2 separate regions of the Mus musculus genome follow, and region 2 is linked to region 1. The links are chromatin loops, found by intact Hi-C in ENCODE. Cell type or tissue: left cerebral cortex. All regions are shown on one strand.

Region 1 (4,000 bases):
TTCTCTGAGTGCTATGCATGAAGAAATGGAGGAAAGGAGAAGTGTGCCTGCTTCTAACATCAAAATTGATTCTTACATCTGTTAAGTCTTTTGTGTGAAATTGTAGTAGAGAGATGTCTCATGCCACTGAGAATCAAAAAGCCATCCATTAATCCAAGAGGTGGTTATAGTCCTTTGGATCAGAACATTTTCTTCATCATCTCCTTAGCCTGCTATTCTTGCCACATACTTATTTCTTAAAGGCTTGCTTCCAGTTGTCTTTTTTTTTTTTAATGAAGAGAAACTCCTTATTCTTCTCGAACCTGGAAAACAGAATGTATGTCTGTGTGTGCTCTGACATTCCAGGGATGTCCCAAACCCATGTGAGCCCTTTCCAGAGGGAAACAGGTCTCAGCAGCTCTCCATGGGCTTCAAAGGGAGGCAAGGGGGTCAGGCAATTAATTACCTGCTAGCAGAGAGCAGGCTCAGGTGACTCACCCCAAGGACATACTTTGTCACTCTCCATTTCTGCCTCCCCTCCCCCACTGGAAAAGATGCTGCAATCATATCACTGGTTTGTTCTAGACATAGAGTGCATCAGGAAACTTTCCCTGTATTTATGGCAGTTGAAGGATTTTAGGCTCTTCTTCTGTGAATCGGGAGCAGTGAGTCATCACACTGCCCAGCAAGGTTTCCCTATTCATTTCCTGCCAGAAGCAATTTCTGACTCACTTGTTTTATTCGTTCTTAAAAAACAGCTGTGACAAGGTGAAATGTGGGTGGGGTTTGAAGGCCCCATGACCTCCCGAAGTTGAGAATTGAAGCACAGGGGAGGCCCCTCCCTAAGAAAATCCTTTCTATGGCCTTGCTGGGCAGGCTCTGCACAGGACACCCTGAAACAGTGGGGTGACACTTCTCCAGCCGAGGCCACCAGTCAAACCACTTCCCTAGAGCCCTCCAACTGGCCCTTATGATTGAGACTGCTGTCCAGGCAGCAGTGGGATCTTTCCAGAGCTACCAATGATTCAGCCTTCTCAGACTTAGATCTCAGTGTCTTCCATGTAGCCAATTTTTAGCCTCCTTCGACAAGGTCGATATTTATGATTGGCAATCCTATCAGCGTACCTTGAGGGGCTACCAGTAATTCATTTACCAGAAATGAGCAGGCTCAACATGAACCAAGTTTTGAGAGCAAATGGAGCACCGGTGCTGGGAGCCGTGCTCACTGCTTTTCCGGCCTTGTAGAAAAGGTAGCTACTTCTATTATCCAATTTCTTCTAATTCCCTTGTCCTAAAGGCAGATGCCATTTACAAACCATGTTTCAAGGAAACTCTCAGTGAGGAAGCAGAGATGTCCCTGCCCAGCATCCATGGCTGAGTTCATTGTTGTTTCTTCCAGTTTCTGTATACAGCACTGGCCTCCTGACAGAGACATGGAAAGACCTTTCTGTGCTTCAGGGAGGAGCCAGAAGTTGAATCCTGGGACCTAGAAAGCAGGACTCCAGAATTTGGTACCAACCCCTGGCTCACTTCTGACCACCTTCCTCCTAGTTTTCAGTTTGACCTAATTCAAACTCACTTGCTTGGCTACTGTGGAAAGAATTCACTCCAAATTCCAAGGTCCCTTTGTACTTTTGAAATCCCCTTTGCTCCGTGAATTGCTCAGTATTCTGCACTAATAAGTTAAAGGTCCAACGCTCAGAGCTTACAAGTTAGCCTGGCATGAAGGGCTTAAAAAAATATAAATCTAGAATGCTTTTCCACTTCAAGCGTTTATCAATTCCATACTCCCTGGACACGTAGAATTTAATAAGTGGGGGAAGAACTTTATTTGAGCTTGTTTGGCTATTAAAAAAAAAAGATTTAAAGAGAAAAGCAAGACATTCCTTGCTATACTAATCCATGTGATGCCCCCAAGGCCCGAAGCAACAGGCTGTACAGCATTTCAAAGGGATTGTACCTTTTTCTCAAGTTCCTTTGCTTTAGCTCTGAGTTTATTGACTTGCGATTCTGCGGCCTCTGCCCTCTCCTTGGCTTCATTCAGCTCATGTTGCTGCTTCTTATACTTGGAAAGGTATTGATTAGCCTGTGCCTCCTGTCAAATGGAAAGCACAGAACATGAAGATACGGCCCCTCCTAAGTAGTAGTCTCTGCTCTGAAACAATAATTGAAAACAGAAGAAGAGAGAAACCCAGCACTGGATCGAATGTGTCATTTTGGTCTAAGACATACAAGCAAGACTTAAGAGTAGGGATGGAGGCTGGAGAGATGCCTCAACAGTTAAGAGTCCTTACTGCTCTTCCAGAAGACCCGGCTTTCCCTTTGAATACAGCTCACAACCGCCTGTTAACTACAGTTTCAGAGTGTCTAATGCCCTCTTCTGGCCAATCTAGGCACCAGAAAATCACATAAAGCTTTATATTAAAAACTTTATGTAGTGATACATATAAGCAAAGTGCCAATACATATAAAGAAGAATGAAATCAGGAACTTTTTTTAAAGAATAGGAACAGAGATTCATTTTACAGCTGTTGTCCTCTGGGAATTCAGAATGGGTGTTCTTTTCCACCAATTGTATAACTTTCTCACACTTATATACTAGAGCAATCATAGTTATTGGTTTAATATCAGATTCATATTCTACCTACACTTGGAAACAGGTGGCTGCCCTTTCAAATTATGCATCAATAATTCTTGGACACAATAGCAAGCCATACAATTCAAAATTCTTAAAATATTATGTGTAAACTAATACACATGCCACTTAACCTTTAACATATTTGTTATTGAAAATCTGAACTGAGGCCAATAAAATAATTAGCTAAGGAGTAAGAAGAAGGATATTTAGATGATAGTGGTTTTGCTCACATTGTTGCCAGATTCATCAGAAAAAAAATGTATTACAAGTTTCAATTATGTTCACCCAAAGTCTAAAGCTGAAGGAGATTTAAAATGAAACTCTGAAAAAAAATTTGCCAATCTAATCCTGCATGGCACCCTTATTTTATACATGGCTCATTTCTGCTAACGTATATGTTTGAGTCTAGCCATCAGGTCAAGGGAGAGGGGTCTGGCTTCCTGCAGGGAAGAACAGCACAATTTTCCTCTCTTGTTTCCCCTCCTGTAAGCTGTAGTGCTAATTTATATAAAAGCAGAGAATGGGCAGATGCAGCTGGTGCCTCTGCTGAGCAGTTTCACAAGCTCAGAGCATTAACCAAAAGCAGTGGCCAGGAACTCCACGATGCTCAACTGGCACTTACCGCTGCTTCCACTTGCTGTTTGTAACTCTGCACCTTCAGCTGAAGTTTATCAGACAGAGCCTGCATCCTGCTCAGATTTTTCTTGTCTTCCTCTGCCTGAAATGCATAGGCATGCATAGGAAAGTCATTTGGAGGATCCAACAGTGTGCACTAAATGTACACTCACACACACACACACACACACACACACACACAGACACACACACACACACATATATGAGTGTGTGTATATATATATATAATATATATATTATATATATATATTATATATATTACAATCTGATAACAGAGCATTAAAAGATACATTTAACCCCATTCATCCTGAGTTTTGAGACAGTAATGGATGGCTCTGAGAAATGGCAACAACTTTTCTCTTGATCTTTACAGCCAGCCCTTTGCTTAAATGGAAGTCAAGACCATTAGGTTTAATATATTCTTCAGTCTTTTCATTCCAGATAAGCTACACTTACCTGGGATTTCTTACTAGGAATGAAATTTATTTTTACAAAAGCCATTTATGCAAAATGGAAATCCAAAAATCCCTCAGTCAAAACAAGTGAACCCCTGAGCTTCTGAATTGGTGCTTGGCTTTATGTAATAAACTATAGGAAAGCTACGTTTCTTGGAATTATGTCATGGGCATCAGTAAAGATGGTGAGCAGGATTCTGCAAACCATGGCCACCATCTTCAGCTCTGTCATTGTCTAGGCTCCAGCTGGAGAAAAGAGACATGGGGAGGTAGGGTTTCTCAACAGTTCTCC
Region 2 (4,000 bases), 120 kb before region 1:
CACCACTTAGCTATTAGTACATATCAGCACTTACACAGAATGATGAATATAATTGTAGAGCATTAACATTATCCATCTGCTGAATGCTGAGTTGACATTAAGTTGCCCAAGTTCTACCATATTAAAGCAAAGGCAGTGGTTCTCAACCTGTGGGTCACAACCCCTTTGGGAGTTGAATGACCCTTTCACAAGGGTCACCTAGGACCATCATAAAACACAGATACTTACCTTATGATCCATAACAGTAGCAAAATTACAGTTATGAGGTAGCAATGAAATGGACAGAGGTCACCAAAACATAAAGAACTGTATTAAAGGGTTTCAGCATTAGGAACCATTGTGTTAAAATGTATGTAATCTAAACACAATGAGTGAGAGAGCTGTTGTCATTAATTTGATATATGGGTATGCAACGTCAGCTCACATCCAATCACGTGCATGCATTGCTATTTTTAGTGGCTTATCTCAAACACAACCAAGTCAGCCTACCTCCTCTTCCCAATAATCTCCCATGGACCTAAAATAAAATTCTGATCCTGTTTGTCATGGCATGAAGTTGCCACAACCTGACCCCTGTCCACATCTGCCTCCATTGCCTTTTATTTTCTATTACCCAGGGCCATCATTTATCTCAAACAGCAACCAAATGTATTCCTTCCGGGAGCCTTGTGTGCTTAGCATTCCCTCATAATGGATTTTAATCTTGGAATTTTTTTCCTACCATTCGTTCATTTATTCATTCATTCAGGTGTCTGAAAAAAAAATATTGCCTTTTCTGAGAGAAATTTCCAAATAGTCAAAATGTAATCATATGATCATCTAGAATCCTATCAAACCTTTTTCTCTTGCCTTCTCCACTCATTATTTTTTTTCAGATGCACATCACTCTGTTCTTTTACGTGTCTTCCTTTTAATGAGGATTGTATATGTGAGTCTTCTGTATTGTATCATTCCTACCCCATACACTACCCCCTGTAATTCCTGCTGGATTTTCCCCTGTCTTCCATGTTGTGTAACCTCATGAATGCAGGGACTGGTCTGGGTATTCAGAATTCTACCTGTGCTTAAAGAACAGTGCCTGCTATATACATACCACATCAAACATTTGTTGAATGAATGCATGAGAATCAGATTGGCTTACAGTATCATTTGTTTTCCTATTCATCTCATGCTACTATAATTATCCTCATCAGATTTCACAACCCAGGGATATTTGGAAGCCATCACCTTTCCCATATGGTGACACTTACTATGCTGTCAACAGGACATCATATGGCTGGTGTCCTTTGGTTCTGCCTACTAGAAATCATGGGAGGCTAGAAGAAGTCCTTCTAGTGCCGGTGGTTTGCAGCATTCTTGTTCCTTGATGTGCTTTTACAATGAACAGGGACATTAGGCCTGTGGAAGCAGTGACAATTGGTACCCTCTGGTGCTGTGGTTCTCAATGTTTCTAATGCTGCAACCTTGTAATACAGTTCCTCATATTGTGGTGACTTCAAACCACAAAATTATTTGTGTTGCTACTTCATAACTGTAATCTTGCTACAGTTATGAATCGTGGTTTCTTAGGGTCTCAGGAGACCCCTGTGAGAAGTTCTTCAACTCCTAGGGAGTCTCTACCCATAGGTTGAGAACCAGTTCTCTAATGCTATAGTCTCCATGAATGCCTCCCTATCAGGACCCTTCCTAGGCTTTCAAGAAAACCTAGGAAATGGAGATTCCTTAGCTCTTACCGGGTCAGTTCAACAGTTTTTGGTGTAAGATGACTGACATCCCTGGCCCTAAGACTTGACAGCTTCCTAGAAAGCTTCCGCTATCTGAGGCCAGCAGCTTCCCTTCTCTGGCTGCTTACAAACCTTGATCCTTCTTCAGCTTCAGCTCTTTGTTCCCCCTTGTACTCCCCCTAGTTCTGCTGCCCTTCTTGCCCCACCCAGTCACCCTCAAACTCTTCAGATATTTCAACAGTCCTGAATCTGGCTGTCTTCTCTTTCCCTAGCTTGCCATTCTGACTGCACAGTCATCTCGGCTGCTGCTTCCTCTACTGATTCCTTCGCTGTGGTACTAGCTCAGCTCACTTTACTGAAATATAAGTTGGGGCGGGGGGAGACATGGAGGAAAGCCTTTTATTGAATCTGACAGGTCAGCACCTGTTAGGGCAGCATAGGGGAATGTCTCTATGCTGATTCACTTTGTGAATCTCAGCATGCTAGTTAGATAGCCAGAGGACAAGTGTTTAGAACTTTGTGAATCATACCAGCACCCCTAGCTTGCCACCAGGGGACAAGCTCCCTTCTGGCCCTAGGGAGAAATAGTTGCCAGGTTTTCTAGAGAGTCCCAGTCCTTGCGGATAGCAGAACACCTGGTCCAAACTGTTTCCAAAGTCCTGGCTAAAACCTGTTCCATCAGGAGAAGGGTAATCAGCTTTGATAGTTACATAGTTTCCCCGAGGCAACCACCAAGTGTTCCAGATGGCTGGTGATTTACTGTCACCACAATCTGGCTATTTTGCTGATGGTCCTTTTTCTTGAGACAGCCAAGGTGGCAGGGGAAGTCTACCAATTACTAATTAGGAAGTCAAATTGTTCCATTCTCTGGGGTCTTTATTTGTTTGCAGGGAAAGGCGCATGAGAATATGTGCTTACAATAAAAATTTAAATATATTAACAGAGTCTAACAGTGTTCTCACAATGCCAAATACTTCTCTAGTCCTTCTGGGAGAAGTCATTCCTGTTATCTCTGTCGCCAAGGTGGTCTATTCTTCTATGAATTATTCATTTACCCTCATTGTCATGGACACTAACTGTACAGTCATTCCATTCTAGGACTTCTTCAATAATTTCTTTCAAGTGTCTCTCAACACACTACTACACACACACTACCAACACTACACACACACACACACACACACACACACACACACACACACACACACAGCTCTCTAAGTAAAGAAACCCTGAGAATAAATTCTCTACGTTGCCTCTATGCAAATCCACACTTGCAGTTATCCTTCTGATGCTAATTTGCCTGTTCTTGGGCTTGTGAATATTATTTCTCCTTCAGAAAATACCCTCCACCCTCGGGCTCTGTCTGGTTATACCCCTCTCCTGTGCTTCATATTCTGACTCCCCTTCATAACATTCCCTCAGACCACTGCATAGTAGTTATGTATCCTTACTTTGTCTGTTTTGTTTGCAACATCCAGGAGGTGCTAGCCATTTAAGGCCCTAAACTTCTAGATGAACACACACACACACACACACACACACACACACACACACACACACACACTCATCTCTTCCTTACTTACTGTCTTCTTGTTCTTTTTTCTTTTTCTTTAACTTTCTTTTCTTTTATTCTTTCCTTTTAAGGTATGGTAGCACATTCCTGTAATCCCAAGGCTAAATCAGGAGGGCTTTACGTTTAAGGCTAGTTTGTCCCTCATAGCAAGACTATCTCAAATAGAACAAACAAAACCTTCAAACAATGGAGTACTACTCAGCTATTTAAAAGAATGAATTTATGAAATTCCTAGCTAAATGGATGGACCTGGAGGGCATCATCCTGAGTGAGGTAACACATTCACAAAGGAACTCACACAATATGTACTCACTGATAAGTGGATATTAGCCCAAAACCTAGGATACCCAAGATATAAGATATAATTTGCTAAACACATGAAACTCAAAAAAAAATGAAGACTGAAGTGTGGACACTATGCCCCTCCTTAGAAGTGGGAACAAAACACCCATGGAAGGAGTTACAGAGACAAAGTTTGGAGCTGAGACAAAAGGATGGACCATCTAGAGACTGCCATATCCAGGGTTCCACCCCATAATCAGCATCCAAATGCTGACACCATTGCATACACTAGCAAGATTTTATCGAAAGGACCCAGATGTAGCTGTCTCTTGTGAGACTATGCCGGGGCCTAGCAAACACAGAAGTGGATGCTCACAGTCAGCTAATGGATGGATCACAGGGCTCCCAATGGAGGAGCTAG

What was found. A loop is a pair of places that touch in the nucleus more often than their neighbours do. Peaks named below come from ENCODE experiments on the same cell type or tissue, not always from the same donor. Only the 100,000 strongest peaks of a DNase experiment are listed, where the experiment ranks them.
Region 2: a loop joins it to region 1, with 8 times the contacts of the local background. A loop is called at or near these places in 3 of 42 quality-filtered maps.

What each region holds. Positions count from the first base shown.
Region 1 is chr16:49,194,830-49,198,829 of GRCm38, reverse strand. Myh15 (myosin, heavy chain 15) reads right to left here. Exons shown (of 41, transcript NM_001166210.2): 39 at 3,240-3,335; 40 at 1,940-2,074; 41 at 1-302. The coding sequence ends at 288. Among named protein-coding and RNA genes, the nearest start is that of 1700026J12Rik, 59 kb to the left of the region's middle. In left cerebral cortex, a CTCF peak has its summit at 2,369 (motif pointing left); DNase peaks (open chromatin) are centred at 669, 1,409 and 2,332; H3K27ac peaks cover 913 bases.
Region 2 is chr16:49,317,884-49,321,883 of GRCm38, reverse strand. No RefSeq gene overlaps it. Among named protein-coding and RNA genes, the nearest start is that of 1700026J12Rik, 64 kb to the right of the region's middle. In left cerebral cortex, no CTCF peak of the experiment used is centred here; no DNase peak of the experiment used is centred here.